Linked DNA regions of Mus musculus: region 1 is linked to region 2. A link is a loop called in an ENCODE intact Hi-C map of the cell type or tissue named here. Cell type or tissue: left cerebral cortex. All regions are shown on one strand.

Region 1 (8,000 bases), 280 kb before region 2:
AGTGGGTGCTGGCTAGGAAAACCTCAAGGCATTTCTCCAATCACTCTTCTCTTTTAACAAGTCTCCACTGTAATGTAACGGTTTTACAACCTTCCAAACCACCTCCATCAGTTGAGGAATGTGGGGCCCAAGGCTGTTGACCTTTTTAACCTTCAAAGTCTCCTTCTTTCTGAAGGAGAATCCCCGGTCTCCAGGCTGGTGTCACACTTCCCCAGATCAGGGTACTTTTATGGTTCCAAGAAGCCCACCATTTCAAAGCAGCCAGGCATACAAACAAGGACCCAAGCACAAAAGAATTGTCAGACAGACACACTTACCACATGGCATGCATGTATGTCGGGGGGAGCCGCGGGCTGCTTACTGGGGTGCAGTTATATGACCTCATGATTCTTTCTGCCAATAAAAAATTTCTAAACAAACTTGCCACGAGCAGGTCCTGTCGGAAAAGCTTTTGGAAGAGATCTGAGGGCAGATAAAAAATAACAAGGAACCTTCAGTGATTTGTGCCCAGGACTGGAAGCCAAAACCACAAATTCTCTCCCATCAAAAAATATTACACACAAGTTGAGATTGACACACACATTTCACACTGGTAATATATATACACACATGCACATATCAGCCTACATATGAACAAATACCCCAGTCCCAGCCAAACTATAAACAAAGCACACACGCTTTATAGCTGGGATTCTGGTTTCAAAGGTAGTGCCAGTATTTATTCAGGAAGCTGAGCCCCGAGCCTGCTGGGGAAGCATTACGGAGCTGAGAGCAAGGCTGACACCCACTGAGCATTGGACCCTTGGTCCTGAACACACGTGGTGGTGCCAGCCTCCTTAGACTGGTCTGCTCCCCTTGCTATCTCCCAGGCCCTGTGAGCTTCCTCACTGGCTCTGACTGGTGCGGTGTCTCACCCCGAGGGAGCACATTCCAGGCGATGGTATCTGTGATGGCTGTGAAGATCCAGTTCAGCTCTCCCAGAGGGGTCCTCCGGTCATTCAGCCGGCCAGGGATCCTAGACAAGATGTCCACTGCATTAGTGCTGCCATGCCTACTGAAATAGGCCAGGGAGTCAGATGTGGGAACAGAGAGGGAGAGCCTCAGGCTCAAAGACAGCAGGCAGGGCTGTGGCTGGGAAGGCCTCCTAGAGTCCCTAGCATTCCCACAGTTCCCACATGTCTTCTTGAAGGAGACAAGAAACTACGCAGGCTCACCCTCAGCAGTTCCTACTTTTCCCTCTCCACTGAAGACACACCGACAGTTTTTCTGTTGCCTTTGTGTGTGTGGACAGAGAACAGCTGCCAACACACGGTTGCACAGTTCCACACACGTAGCACAAGCCAACGGGGCTCAGGGACACATCTTGTGCTGTCAGGGGATCCATACATTTCAGTCTGTAAGAGCTGAGGAAGAGAGTTCTCCCCGGCACAGCCTACTCACCTCGCGGTCATTCAGCTGGTCCACTAGAGTACAACCAGTGGGAAGGACGGATGAGAAGCACACAGCATGTGCATGCATGAAAGGCCAGGCAGTGCAGAGACTGCAGACACTCAAGGGAGAGACTGGGGAGGGAGTGGCCACTTCCACGACGGAAAGGGAGGTGAAGGAAAGCTGTGTTGAGTGCTAACCCAGGAGAAGGCTCTGCATCCTGACAGGGCAGAGCATCCATGTCTGTGGCAAGCATATGTCCATTGGAGACCAGAGTAGTTCAAAGCCCTAAGGTGTGGGCATGCTTCTTTCTGCTCTGCAGCAAGCTTAATTTTACCCACTAGGTAGCACGTTTAATTATATCTGACTAGAAACTCTTTCTTCCTCCCAGAAGGAAAATCTTCACAGTGATTTGGTTTAGAGACTAGAGTGTGATTTGCTATTTATAAGGTGGAACAGATTAATAATTCCCATTATAGTCACCTAGTTGATGGTATTGTCAGTAAGAACAACTCAAAGACAAAGACTCAGGAACAGAGGGGAGCAGGGCCAGGCTACCTACCTAACACAGCTACACTGAGTAAGCTCGTTCTTGTTAAGAATTCCATTTGGTTTAGAAACAAAAATATGTCCTTATATTCAAGGTGGTTTAGTGATAGGAGAGAAAAGGGTGTGTGGGAGAGGGGGTAAACGACACATGACATTTACATCAGGTTTATTTCCAAAGGCTGGCATGCTATCACACAGCCTAGTGCTGAGCATGTATGGGGACCATTACGTACCTTACTACTAAAGAGAAAGCAAGGCCCAGGGAGGAACTCGGCATGGGGTGTTGGGGACTGGCTTGCCCTTCCACTGAGCATGGGGTTGTCCTTACTGCTCTTTACCGTGGAGACCACCACATGGAGGTGTGCGTGTATGGGGCTGGTGCCTTGTGCACTGGGCAGTGTTTTGGGGAGAGGTACAGGGCCTCTAAGAACCAGAGCCTGAGCATGGTCTGCCTCCAGACCTAGACTGTTAACAGGAAGAGCCCACATGCCTGGAGTCAAGTGAAGTCACCACAGATCACCTTGTTTTCTCAGGGACAGTCTCTGGGAATGTGAACCAAAGCTGTCTTCTCGGCAGTGAGAAGTGGGCTGGCAAGATTCTCTACCCTAGCCTCGGTCCCCGACAGCCACTGTGAGCAGAGCATGTGTTGTCTGGGTTAGGATCCCACAGCAACCTGAACCCCCCACCCCCAACCACCAATTTCCCCCGAGATTGTCATGAGGACATAGGCAAAGAATCTGCCCAGTTGCTGCAGACAGATCAGTCATGTTGACTGACTGAGTACCTGTCTAGTGGGCGAGCAGTGATGTGGCTGCTGGCTCGTCTGCAGACAGGTCCTTTTTGGGATGACGAAGGTAGAAGTGAGCCTACTCCTCACTTTGGAGCTGTGGCTTCTGTGCCTGGGAAACTGGGAGCCTATCTTGGATCATCACAGGCTACAGTAGGACCCAGAGGGATCCAACCTGAGACCTCACCCCATTCAGGAAGCTTCTCTAGGCCCTACAAAGTCCACTGACAAGCACAGGGGCTCTTTTAAAATTTAACTCCTCAGTGCTAACCAAGGACAAACTTAATGTGGAAAATGATCACAGGATTGAAAGATGAGAAGCCAAATTCTAGTCCCAGCTGTGCTGTGGCTGGGCAACTTCTGCATCCTGTGTCTCGGCTCTGAGTCACAAAAACTAACCTTATGTGTGACACACACGGGACTAAAATAAAACAGGTCACACTTGCACAGCAGATGCCGTGGCAGCCAGATACCTCCTTGGCAGGGGCATGCCGCCTCCTCAGCTCTCCCTCCCTCCTTCCCCTCCCGCTGTTGCTGTCGGCACGAGGGCTTATTCCCATCTTGTTCCCATCTTCCCACAGACACTGCTCCCTGCAGCTCTCTGTTTCCTGCCAGGGCTCATCTTCCTTGACTTCAACACCCAGGCTATCGCTGCTGACTACCAACTGCCACAGAGTGACCACTTTTAAATGTCTCCACTGCTGTGCACATGATAACTTCAGGGTGGGGCAACTTCTGGAATGGCCATCTGGCATCATCTTGGGCCATACTCTCTTCATCCCGAGCGCACCCCCCCCCCCGCCCCCCCGGCCCTTGTCATGACCTCTGCAGTCATTCAGCAAGACTGTCCATTTCCCTTCTTCACCTAGTTGACAGACAGGCCTTGTTACAACAGTGGTCATCCAAACCTCAGTGAGAAGACATTTCTTGTTCTATGCATTCATTCCTATGAGCAACACACCAATCTGTGTCTCACTAGCATAGCCTTCCCCACCTAATCCTCACATGGGGCTGCACAAAGCTAGCCTGTACAAAAACCTATTGTTCAGCTGGGTACTGACACTCAGACCAGTTGTGACAGGCTGACTACTGACTGGAGACTACGGCCATGTGTGCCACTGCACACGGGCCACCTCCCAGGAAGGTATTCTCTTCATTCTCACAAAGTGGGGCTGGAGGCCTTGGGGGAAAGTGGAGAACAACTGGACACATTTGGCCTACCATCTGCCTCACAAGGTACTGAGGACTAGGAATAACTGGACCAGGGCTGCAGGAGGTAGGCTTACAGCAAGCTGATGATGCCCAAGTCTTGTTGACCCACATGAACCAGAGCTCCTCCTGTGCTTGCTCTCTCCTTCACAGCTAGAAAACCACAGGGCAGCCAACAGCAAAGCAAGTTTCCCCACTGCTCAGACTTGAGTGTCTCCACTTAGAATCTCTAAGGACTGCTAGGCATCTGTAGCAAGATGAGCAGGAGAAGAGCAGGCTGAGCATGTCCCAGCTAGACCTGGGCACACGACACAGGGGGGAACATCCAGGCCTCTGAGGCACAGAATAAAGACTTCTGAAAACAGAAGATTCCCTTCTGGGCCTCGAAACCATTACTAACCGAGCAAGCTGAGGGCTGAGTGTGTTTGACCTGTTACCACTCTCCATCCATTCTTCTCCTGGCTGGCCCAGAGTCACATCACAGTGCTGGAGACGTCAGAGCTGGCCTCTGTCTGTCTGCTTATGCTGCCCACGCTCCTTCGTGGGTCAGAGACTCTGGCTCCCCTGGGGCCAGGTCCCACTCAGTGTAGCAGGATCTCCATCTATTCTGTGTAGCTCAAGATGCCCTGGGCCTGACAGCTTAGTGAAGCTCCTGCATAACCTTCAAATCTTTAACAACATTCACCTCTGAGGAGCTCAGGCATTCCTCGAAGCCCTTGCTTGTGTTCTTTTTATTACTTATTCACCATTGCTCCTCTATGCTAATCTCCTCTGTAACTAGATAATAAATTCCTATGGGCAATGGCTTTCGTTCCTCGATATGTATCAATCTTCTTATAGTTTTTGGCAGAGTGCTGAGCACACTGCATAATCTCAGCAGCCCACAAACCTGAGTCACAGAACTTCTACTTGAAAACAGCGGCAACTCCCACTCATTGCTAAGACTCCCCATCGCCCAGTGGATAGAATCCTAACTCTTTATGGCAGCTGGCAGCTGTGCACGGGGACAGGAAAGGAGTCAGTTTAAACGCTATTCTTCAGCTGTGTCCTCAGGGTCTTTCTCAGCTCTTGAAGTGAGCAAGGTGGAAGAAAGGGAACCTGGCCATCCCAAGAGTGCTGCAGTGACTAGGCAAGACAGAAAAAGATTCTAGCTTGCCTGTGTGTCCACCTGTGATAATTAGCTGTAGCTGTCAACTTGCCATACACAGATTCACCGGAGTTGTACTGAGGAATTAACTGCCCAGATCTGGTTGGCCCGTGAATGAGGTTGAAAGGTGACTGTCTTATCCTAAAAGTGGGTGGCACCATTCCCTGAATTTGGGTCCTGGGTGTTTCCAGTTCCTGCGGTGTCCTGACTTTCCTGCCATGATGAATTCTAAACTGGAGCTGTGAGCTAAACTAAATCTTTTCTCCCCTTGGTTGCTTTATCATAGCAACAGAAAAAGACCGCAGGACAACCAAGCAGTATGGGTGCTAACTCAAAGGTTAGTCTTCCCCAAATTATTCCCTTACCCACATGCACTTTCACATTTCAGTACATTCTCTGTGCTGTAACAACAGTGTCTTGGCTGGCCTCAGGCTTGGCACAATGCACTATGCTCATGTGCCCATGTGTGCTTGGTTGGTCAATGCTAGAATCACTACTGAGGGATCACAATGCTCTGTGTGCACAAAACAAACCTCCAGCTTCCAGGAAAATGGCACTGTCATATCAGAGACATGCTTTTCCCACAAAGTAAGGACATAAGAAGACAGTCATAACATGATATAAGTCCTACTATCTAAAATCCACTATGAACCCTGGCGCACATCCCTTGGCTGGCTCAGTGTGCACAGCAGCAAACGATGTGTAACGCACTGAGACCCCGTGGAAGGGCAGGCTGCATGCTTGTCATAAATGCCCACAGATATAGAAAACAGTTTGAAGGATCCACCAGTCCTAACTGAGTATCTTGGCAGGGCAGAAATTACAGGTGTTTTTAAAAATCCTTTTTGCTTATCTGTGTTTAGTGATATACTGCTAAAAACACAGTCCTTACATAACAAAGGAAAAAAATCCATTTTTTTTTCCATAAAAGAGAGGCAGTTTCTAAAAAGGGAAGGCCTTTAAAAGCTACACATTGTGCACCTGTGTAAACGGACTAAGTCAGTCAGGGTGTGGTGGATCGCCACTTCTCAAATGACCACAATGAGGTGACTGTGGAGAGCGCTGTGGACTCACTGCAAATGATTCCTTATTTGGAAATGCTTTGAGACAAGGAGCATGGGAGGTGAACCCATCAATTTCCTTTGAAAACCAGGGTCAGTGCATCATGGCTGGCTCTTCAGTAAGGCAGGAGCTACTCAATCAGTCCACATGTGCACACGTCCAGATGCATCCAGAGCCCCAGTAAGAGGCTGCACTGAAGCACGAGCGTATGGTTGCACAGACACTTCCCTCTAATGACTCAGGGTTGTAGGGCAGAGTGCTGATGCCTGAAGCTAATTTGCTGGACAATGAGTGTTTATGAGACTTGTAAAAATATTTTTCATTAGCTAAATTAGACCACAAACCACATGCCTTGATATTTCTTCCACAACCTATTAATACCCTATGCCGCCTGAACTCCTCAAAGTGTACACACTCTAAACACTCACAGACGTCAAGTGATCATGAATCTGTGGCCTACACCGTGACCCACGGACAGTCTCAGGAGTGTGGTTTCCCAGTGCTGTAGCAGCACCGCCCCCTCCCTACCAAACACACCGACACTGAGGAGCTGGTACCACAGTGCCACGTGGAGTCAGGCAATGAACAATGCACAGGTCTCAGGGCTTATGGCTTCCCATGTTCCTAAGGGTTGGTGCTATCGAATGACTCACATCGGTCTTCTTGGAGAGTCCATAGAAGGGCTATGCATGTGCTGAGAGGATGTGCGTGGCAGTCAGCTTTCAGTAGTGACACAGACACACATAGACAGACAAGGACACAGCAGCCACAAAGACCGTCCTACCGTCTGCCTCTTCACCAAGGTCTCACTCCCAAGAATTCATTTAAAACCTACTTATCTTCTAGGGCCCCATCTCCAAATACTAGGGCTTCAACTAAGAACTCTTAAGGCACATAATTCAGCCCACAGCATCCAGACCAGGAGATGACAGAGACACAGAGCAGAATACCTTAAAAAAAAAAAAATGCCCATGCACATACTAAGGTAAAACTGTCAAAGCTGGTGAGAGAAACCTTAAAAACACTGAAAGGAAAATATGCAGGGGGAGAAAGGCCACACAGTCAGCACAGGTCAGAGCTGCCTCCTCCTCCCCCAAACTACAAACTGACAGAAAGACAGACCGACAAGCATGGTGGTGGCAGACAGTAGCCAAGGCCTCCAAGGCACTGAGTAGCAGGCATGAAGTCACTTGGAAGGGCAGTCCTGGCTGAGGTCAGTGAAGAGTGGGTGTGCAGATCTTCAAAGACCTCAGTGGAGCACCGCAACCTGTATAAGGGCAACGTGAGCTGATGCTAAGTCAGTCAGAGGAACCAAGTTTTGTTTTAATGTTTAACAGCAACATAGCGCATTAACAGAAGAAAGGAAGATGTTCAAACCTTAGCAGCCATGGCTTTCCTTGGTCAGATGCAGGGAGAGTTATACAACAAGTTTCAGCACCAATCAGTGAAAACGAGGGAACTCCCTACCTGGTGTTGGCTAGCCATGAAACACTCACAGGTCACGCTATGCCTAACAACAAAACACAGGATGTCTTTCCCTCCACTGATCCGCGACGGCAGAGGCTGACTGCCCAGCTTCATGGTTTACATTTAACACTGTACCAGAGGTGTTAGTTCAATAGAGTAAGAAAAAGAAACAAGAGATGCAAACATTGGAAAACCGTATGCATTTGCAGAGGGCATAATTATAAACACAGATCTAAGGAATTTGCAATACAACGACCAGAATCCGGAAGTAAGTTTAGTGAGTTCAGAGGAAACAAGGCCACTCTACAAAATGCATCACATTTCTATATGCGAACATACAATTAAAAACCC
Region 2 (8,000 bases):
CTTCCCTGACTTCCTTGCAGCTACAGTGGGGTTTGCTGAATTGGCCCCACTGCTTGGCTACCCACCTATCAGACCATCACTGAAGCAATGGGGCAGAGTGCCCTGGTTTTTAAGGTCAGCAAATGTGGAACACTGACTGGGTCCATGCCCATGGATGGGAAACATGTATTTGAGGCATGTAAGTTGGTGGCATCTGTGAACTCTTATCTGTGTAAGGCCCCAGTTCTAGGCAGATACATCTTTCTGAGGCTGCCATCCAACCCCTTGCATGAGACATGGACACAGAGTAGCAGAGGAGGGAAGGGCTGGGAAGACACTGCAGGTGGCAAGAAAGGTTTGGGCTGGGCAGAGCTGGCTTATTCCACTGTGGAACTGTCTCCCATGGTTATCTGAACCCCCATGTCAGTTTGCCGTTACCTAACTCTCCCATGAGGTACCACAAAGGCACCATTCACCAGGGCTCTAGCTCTTTCTGCACCTTGAAACCTTGGATCTCTGTCCAGGAGGCAAAAGTCTTTCAGCCCTCCTCCCAGCAGGCCATTCTCTGAGGCCACAAGAGCAGCAGCAAGTCTCTTGATACCCATTGCAAATCCCTTCTCCTCTTCAAGTTCCCTCAGGTTCAAGCCAGTCCCTCCTTCCTAAATGCAAATGCTCTCCTCGGTGAACCTTCCAGATTCAGAGTCGAAACAGAAATGTGATGTCATTTCTCACTGCTCCCGCCTCACCTAGTGGCCGTCACCCTTAAAGGAGATGCCAATCCCACTTCAAGAGACTGGGTCTCTAGCTCAAGTGCCTCATCTCTTGTCTGTCCATTCTGTTTGTGGGCCCAGTCCCAGGACAGAATCATCCCTGTCAGGGCCACCTTGCCTGGCATGGTGCCTCCTAAGGACAGAGAAACCTTGGGGCTAGGCTGCCTTCATTAGCTCCCCAGGGCAGCCATGGGCATGACAACTCTCCAGGACACACCGTTTGCTCTATGAAAGCTGGAACTTTGGGCCTTTCCTTTTCCAAGAGAGCCTCTGATCTCTGGATATTCACACTACGACATCGAGGGCATGTTGGATCCTAGGGTCACAGCGCCTCATCTCTCATCTGTCCATTCTGCTATGGACTGGGAAGGCTGGTTTTGGATGGATGGATACCCCAGAAACTGTAGAATCTGGCTGAACCAATGGTGGGACTGGGGTGGGGCCTGAATTTTCTCTGGAGGTGACCAAGTCCCTAGTGCCCAGATGACTAGACCCAGGGTTTGACCATTTTCTGCCTTTAGCCTTCGTGACCCGGAGAGCCACTCCTGATCCTGCATAGGCAGAGGCCAGAGCTGTGAGAGACACCCTGCCTTGGCTCAGTGCCAGTATTACACTTGGGGGAAGGGGGGAGAAACAAAACAAAACCCCCAAACAAACTCAAATCCAAAAAACAAAAGGCAGCTGCCAGCAGAAGGGAGGCTGAGTAACAGCCGGGCTGAGTCATGGCAGGAGGAGGCATTTGGTATGAGCGGGAGAGTATTCGGCCAGCTAGGAGCAGCCTCCTTAGGCCTAGAGGGAAGGGGAGGAAGGGGAGGCCCACATGCTGCCCTCTCTGGACGTCTGAGGTACTAGTCAGCATCTCTATAGAACACAGAGTCTTCACAGGTCCACATGCTAGGGATGGCATGGGGCAGACCAGCTCCCCACCCCCGCCTTGCATCGGGAAGCTCGGGCCCAGGTGCCACCCAGACCTCCTCAGTCTTGCCTCAGCCCAGTCTTAGAGGTAACAGACATAAACCATTACAAGGTGGTTGTAGGAATGAAGAGAGCCGCCTCAAGCACACAAGCTCTGGCTGCAGGCCTTCGGACCTGGGGCACCTGATGGACACGCTGGCAAGGCTGCTGGCTGGCGCCCTGCTCTTTCCTTGACAACTTTCCCACAGTTCCTCCGTAATGCCCCTGGAGGACCTGCCTTACCATAACTCTCCAGGATGGATTCTGTTTACCTCTTCCTTGAGAACTGAGGTTCCTGGCTCTTCTGTAAGTCCTGAGTGCAGTAGACATGGCTTTGGGGATAGCCGGGAGAGAAGTGGATTTCTGACCCCAGCTAGTGTCCTGGCCAGAAGACTGGGCAGCCCCTCGCCCCTGTGGTTCCAGTTGCTGCCGGTGTGGCTAGGGACAGTTGGTAAAGAACCCTGCCCAGCACCGTGACCTCAACTAACACAGCACAAAGACTAGCCCTCAGGGAGCCTTGGGTGAGCCTGGTAGGGTGTGCCAGTGTGTCTTCACTGTACCACCCCCTAACAGACAAGTGTCTGTGTGCTGGTGACACCCTCATCCTACTGAAGCTTCAAGTTTGGGAGCTGGCAGATGTCTGAGGATGGTTTTCTGTCAGGCATTGGGAACCTGAAAGAAAGAAGTCACCCAAGACCACCCAGCCAGGTTTGCTGGGAAAGGCTAACCCTGCTCCATGAGATACCTCACCTCTCTTCCGAGGATGGGCAGGGACTCCACAAACTCATTGGCTTTACCCCACTCAGAACTCGTGTGGTCCCAGCCTCTCCTTCAGATGTGGTCTGCTCCCTGCTCGCTCTAGCGGGTGCCTGCCTCTCCCGCCCCCAAGCTCCCTGCGGGAAGGGGTTCCTATGGCACCCCTTCCCCCGCACACACTTAGCTCACTGGAAGCCATCTGCCCGGAGATGGTGGCAGCAGATGCCTCAATGCACAGCGGTGCCTGAAACATAGTCGGCCCAGTGCCCAATCAACCTGGGCCCGTCCCATCAGGGCAGGGGCTGTGGCCAGAGGCGTTTTTTTGCACAGTGAGGACAGGCAGGTCCTGGATCCAATGGCATTTCTAGGATATACATACCAAGTTGGTTTCCAGGCCTAGACTGGGAAAAAGAGCCCTTAGCCTCATCCCTGCCAAGGATGTCTGAAAGCCAAACCTACTTCTTCAGCCTCAGGAAGAGGGTAATGGAAGAGGAGCCAGACGTGAGACAGGACCTCTGTGGGCCACAGCACCTCCAAAGCATGGTGGTACACACCTGTAATTGGGAGCGGAGGCAGGAGTTCCCGGCCATGGGCAACAAAGGGAGACACTATCCCAGTACACAATGAAAAGATAAAAAGACAAGACTCGGGTTGAGCCTGGAGTCCTCTGGACTGATGCTAGAACTGTCATTCCCAAAGATCTGCTTCTGTTGGGGCTGCAGACCTCTGATATAGACCTCTGGTATAGCCCCACGGTCTGTAGCCCAGTGCTCAGTGTAAGAGAGGAAAATTCATTGTGTAAGCCTGCCTGGGGCAATGGGCAGACAGCCAGATTCCTCAGGACCCCACGGCGGAGAACCAGGAGGCTCTGAAGGCCCAGTCCTTCCATCCTCCCCGGTTCACCCTGCATCCCCCTCGCAGCGTCCCTGCAGGGCGAGTGTGCAGACACAGGCTCACCGACAGGCGCGCACACGCCTCCGGGCCGCCTCTGCTCCCCTCGCATCTTGCATTTGTTTTGCTTCAGCAGGGCTCGAATGGGGACAAGCTGCACTCTCTCAACTAGCAGATCCCTTCAGCCCCCCACGGAGGTGCCATATGTCAGTGTCATGAATAGGCATGAGGTTTGGGGGCGGGGCAGTGGCAGCTGCCAATCACTGGTTGGCTGAGTGGCGCGGACAAAGCCGAAGGGTGTGGTGGGTCAGGGTCTGGGCTGCTGTTCTGAGTGGGCACCCCTAGCACCCAGAGGGCCTTTCTAAAAGCAAAGCCAGATCTCCAAAGGTACAGGCAGTAATGGCCCAGAGTCACCAGAGCCCTCCATCTTTGTGGCTTATAATGCCAGCTGAGGGGGTCGCGCACTTCGTCCGGGATGACTCTGTCCTACTCCCAGGACACCCGCCCTGGCCTTCAGGAGTCAGGGCCAAGCCTGCACCTGCCAGAGCAAGGGAGGCAGTCAAATTTAGCTAGAGGTGCAGTGGGTCACTCCAGAAAGACTCAGAGCATCCCAGAGCCTTGAAGGTTGCCAGGATTCTGCCGGTAGCTGCCAGTGTGCTGCCAATGGTCCCATGTGCCAAGTGTGCTGTAACCTGTCCGTAGGCAGTATCCTGGCTGTTCTCTGCTTCTCTGTCGCCAGCGCTGTGTTTCTGGGGTCCATCCACCCCTTTATCTCACAGCTCTGCCGTTTGTCCCCTTTACCTTGAGGATGTGGGTGACCCTTTGCTTCCTGCGGTCACATGTTAAGCAATGGACACTGGCAGTGCAGTTATCCCTCCCAGAGATGGTCTAACCCAACCATTGGTCCCCTCAGCCGAGACCTTTTCGGCCACATGACCAGTGACCATGTTATGAACGAAGGAACGGAGCCTGTGTCCGTCTGGGGTGGTGGGAAGGTTCTGCCCACTGTGGGCCCCTGCAGGCTCCTTCGCCTCATTTCCAGCCCTGCTGGAGGCTGAGTATGGATTGGACTGACTGCTCCAGGTTAATTGGCTCTCTCTCCCCTGCCAGCATGACGGATCCTGCATGACATTTCCCCAGATAGTTAATTGATAGCCAAGTAATTTGTCATGGAGACCTCGTTATATGCCAAGTGGGTCCCCTAAGCTGTTAGCGGCTGTGCCCCAGAAATAAGATTGGCAAGTTAATAATGGAGCCTTAATCATACTGTTCCTTGTCAGCGGAGGAAGAGGATGTCTAGGAGGTAGCATGGCTTTTTCCTAGGACCTCAGAGACCAAGCTGCATGAAGTCCTGAGGACCCACTTCTGCTTTGCTTAGCTTGCATCTGAGGGTCTGACTGAAACCAGGGTGACTCTGCATGGCTCCAGTCCACTGTTCCTCCTGGTTCCCTTTGGAGGAGCATCAGAGGGACCAAGGATCACCTAGAGCAGTGATTCTCAGCCTCCTTAACACTTTAACACTGTTCCTCAAATTACGGTGACTCCCAACCATAAAATTATCTCCATTGCTGCTTTATAACTGTAATTTTGCTACTGTTATGAATCATAATGAAAATATATCATATTCAGAATATCCAATATGCCATTCATGTGACATGGTCATGTGCCCCCCCACCCCCACACACAGGTTGTGACCCACTAACCTAGAGGGAGAGGAGACCATAAGCTGCTGTGCCTGCTCCTGTGCCAGGGCCCTAGGGCATGAAAGCCAAAGGGGGCAACAGAGTCTCAGACTGCACAGTCCCCTACCCCATCACTGGGCCCCAGCCTCAGCTTCAGCCCCCAGAACAGCAGCCCTTTGGATCTGAACCATCTGAGGGACCCAGGTGTGGAAGGCTTCCTGCCCGTTCTCTGGCACTCTGGGAAGGTGGAAGACCTCTATGAGGTGAGGTTTAGGTGAGACCTTTGAGATATAATCCTGTAGGGGACCACAGGACCCCGTTTCCTCACTCCCTTGCTTTCTGGCTGTCACAAGACCAATCGTGGCTCCTGACTAAGTAAGGCATGCTGCCTCCCCTCAGGCTCCAGAGCGACCCTTGGCCATGAGCCAAAATAAACCTCTCTTTCCTTTAACACGGTTCTCTCCAGTGTTTTGTGATCGTTGTAAAAGCTGATCAACTAGGGTGGCCTCGCTCCACATAATTGACAGGGGAAACTAGCTAACGTTACAGGACACCACAAGCACCCAAAATGATGTTTCTGTATCTCAACTGTTTTGGTGGTGTAGGCAAGGACGAGGGGATCAAATTCATGCTAAGCAAGTGCTCTACCACTGAGCCACAAGACCATCAGGAGCACTGGCTTCTGGGGTAGAAAGGACGGGCACACAGCTTAAAGGGTCTAATGCAGGATTAAAACAGACACTTTGTTGAGATGGAGAATCGTATAGGGTGCAGACCTGAATGAACCTCAAGGTCAAGACGGAAAACCCCCACCCAAGCTTAGGAGGGCTACCCTCGGCGACCTGTGGTGGTGCGTCAGCAAAGGCAACGGAGATGGGTTGGTCTGGGGGGAAGAATGTGTGTGTGTCACTTAGCTCTTTGGCAAACAAATTACCTCAGGTCAAAGACTATGGCGTGTGGCTTCTGAGGGACAGAAGACTGGAAGCAGATGGGCTAGGGGCTCTTCCCCAGGGTCTCAAGAAGTTACGATGATGACACACAGGGCTGCTGTCAGCCAAAGTCTGGGGAGGTGGAGCAGACACTTCAAAGTGGTATCCTCAGACAGCTTGCGACATAGCAACTAAAGATACCAGAGGGAGGGAGGAGGGAGAGTCAGCCACACATGTTGACATTGAGAATAGCCCCTGCCTGTTTTCTCATCCTTTATGAATCACACAAGTGACCCTAATGCCAGGCAAGTAGACAAATTTAGGAGGGTGGGGGCGCTAGGCTTTCTTGGAGAATGGCTACCAGAGGTACCAAGGAGTCAAGCTCACACATGGCCTTCTGATACCAATGCTCCTGAAGGAGATGTGCACTGCTGGGCTCCACTGTGGTGGGGTGGTGGTGGTAGGGAGAATTAAGTAATGGGTGCACAGAAGGTAAGCCAGCCCCTCCCTAGACAAGAGGAAAGCCAAGAGGGGAGAAACAAGAGGTTGCACAAGTAAAATGAATGTAATTATGATACCCTACTCAGTTGAGTGTCCTGTGTGCAGGGACATGTGTGGGAGTGCACATGTGTGCATGCACATTCATGGGCACATAAGCAGTGGCTAACATCAGAGGGCAGAGGATGGATGGGCAACATCCGAGAAGCCAGTCTGCAGTCTCTAAATCTGGTGGGGTGAGGGGGGGGAGGAGCAATGTTGGCAGGGGTGGGGGTGGGGGAGGAGCAATTGTTGGCAGGGGTTGGGGAGGAGCAATGCTGGCAGGGGTTGGGGAGGAGCAATGCTGGCAGGGGTGGGGGAGGAGCAATGCTGGCATGCTCACTAGAGGTAGATACCCAGAGGCTGGAGAGGTGCTTCCTCAGGGAAGAGCGCTCAAGCACTTGCTATTCTTGCAGAGTTCAGTGCCCAGCACTCAAGTCCACCTCACGACATGGCTCACAACAGTCTGTAATTCCAGTGTGAGGTCCTCTTCTTGCTCCTCAAGTACTACAGTTACATGCACATACCACACCCAGACACACACAAAAATGCTTTTAAAATAATGAAGAAAACAATCATATGCTAAAATAAGTTTGCCTGTGAGAGGGACTCGGGCAAGAAGGTGCAGGCGTCTCACTACAAGCCAAACAATGCAGGAGTTGGCTTTGACTTGAAAACCACCATCAAAGAGACTTAAAGGAGGAAAAGTAAAACCAAGCTGGGATGTCATTCAGTTGGTAGTGTATTTTTTTCTTTCTTTTTTTTTTTTTAAAGATTTATTTATTTCATGTATATGAGCACACTGTAGCTGTCTTCAGACACACCAGAAGAGGGTATCAGATCCCATTACAGATGGTTGTGAGCCAACATGTGGTTGCTGGGAGTTGAACTCGGGACCTCTGGAAGAGCAGTCAGTGCTCTTAACCATTGAGCCACCTCTCCAGCCCAGTTGGTCGTGTTTGTTCAGCAAGCACAGAGCCTTGGCTTTGATCTCCAGCATCAGTGTGGTGGCATAGACCTGCAATGTGGCCCCACTGCTAGGAGCTGGGAGAAGGAAGACCAGAGGCTCAAGGTCATCCAGTTCTGCTGTGATCAGACCCTGTTAAAACAAAACAAGACAAAATCCCAGCCCAAGCCCAAACTACACCCTCTCCATCAAGACCTGATCCAGGTGCCTCTGCCTGGAGTCCCGGCTCCTGCACTTTATCTTCCCATTTCCCAGGAGCCTTTAAGGACCTGGAGCAGCGGGCGCCTGCTCTGTGTGGGGAATGGGAACCAGAGTCCTATTCTATCACCACGGCGACACCCACCTGACTACTTCTTGGGCCATTCATCTGCAAGTCAGTGGTCCCGTGCCGCTGTTCTGTGCCTCTGCTTTTAATTAATCAATTGGTTAGGGCAGTGCAGTGGGGATGCTGGATTGGGTTGCTGCTGGGGTGAGTGGGCCAGGTGGGTAAGCCTCTACCTTACGACGCTGATGCTTGCTCCTCACCTTCGATACC

The links. Hi-C counts contacts between places; a loop is a spot of excess contacts. Peaks named below come from ENCODE experiments on the same cell type or tissue, not always from the same donor. Only the 100,000 strongest peaks of a DNase experiment are listed, where the experiment ranks them.
Region 1: it touches region 2 in a loop (2.2-fold over the local background); 8 of 42 quality-filtered maps call a loop at or near these places.

Annotation. Positions count from the first base shown.
Region 1 is chr11:119,791,784-119,799,783 of GRCm38, reverse strand. Rptor (regulatory associated protein of MTOR, complex 1) reads right to left here. Exons shown (of 34, transcript NM_028898.3): 8 at 915-1,015; 9 at 318-462. Among named protein-coding and RNA genes, the nearest start is that of Rptoros, 39 kb to the left of the region's middle. In left cerebral cortex, no CTCF peak of the experiment used is centred here; DNase peaks (open chromatin) are centred at 1,489, 1,693, 3,223 and 4,901; H3K27ac peaks cover 6,156 bases.
Region 2 is chr11:119,510,689-119,518,688 of GRCm38, reverse strand. It overlaps Endov (endonuclease V), which reads right to left. Exons shown (of 9, transcript NM_001164636.1): 9 at 7,224-8,000. Among named protein-coding and RNA genes, the nearest start is that of Gm39484, 8.5 kb to the left of the region's middle. In left cerebral cortex, CTCF peaks have their summits at 1,583 and 3,416; DNase peaks (open chromatin) are centred at 1,489, 2,613 and 3,486; H3K27ac peaks cover 4,332 bases.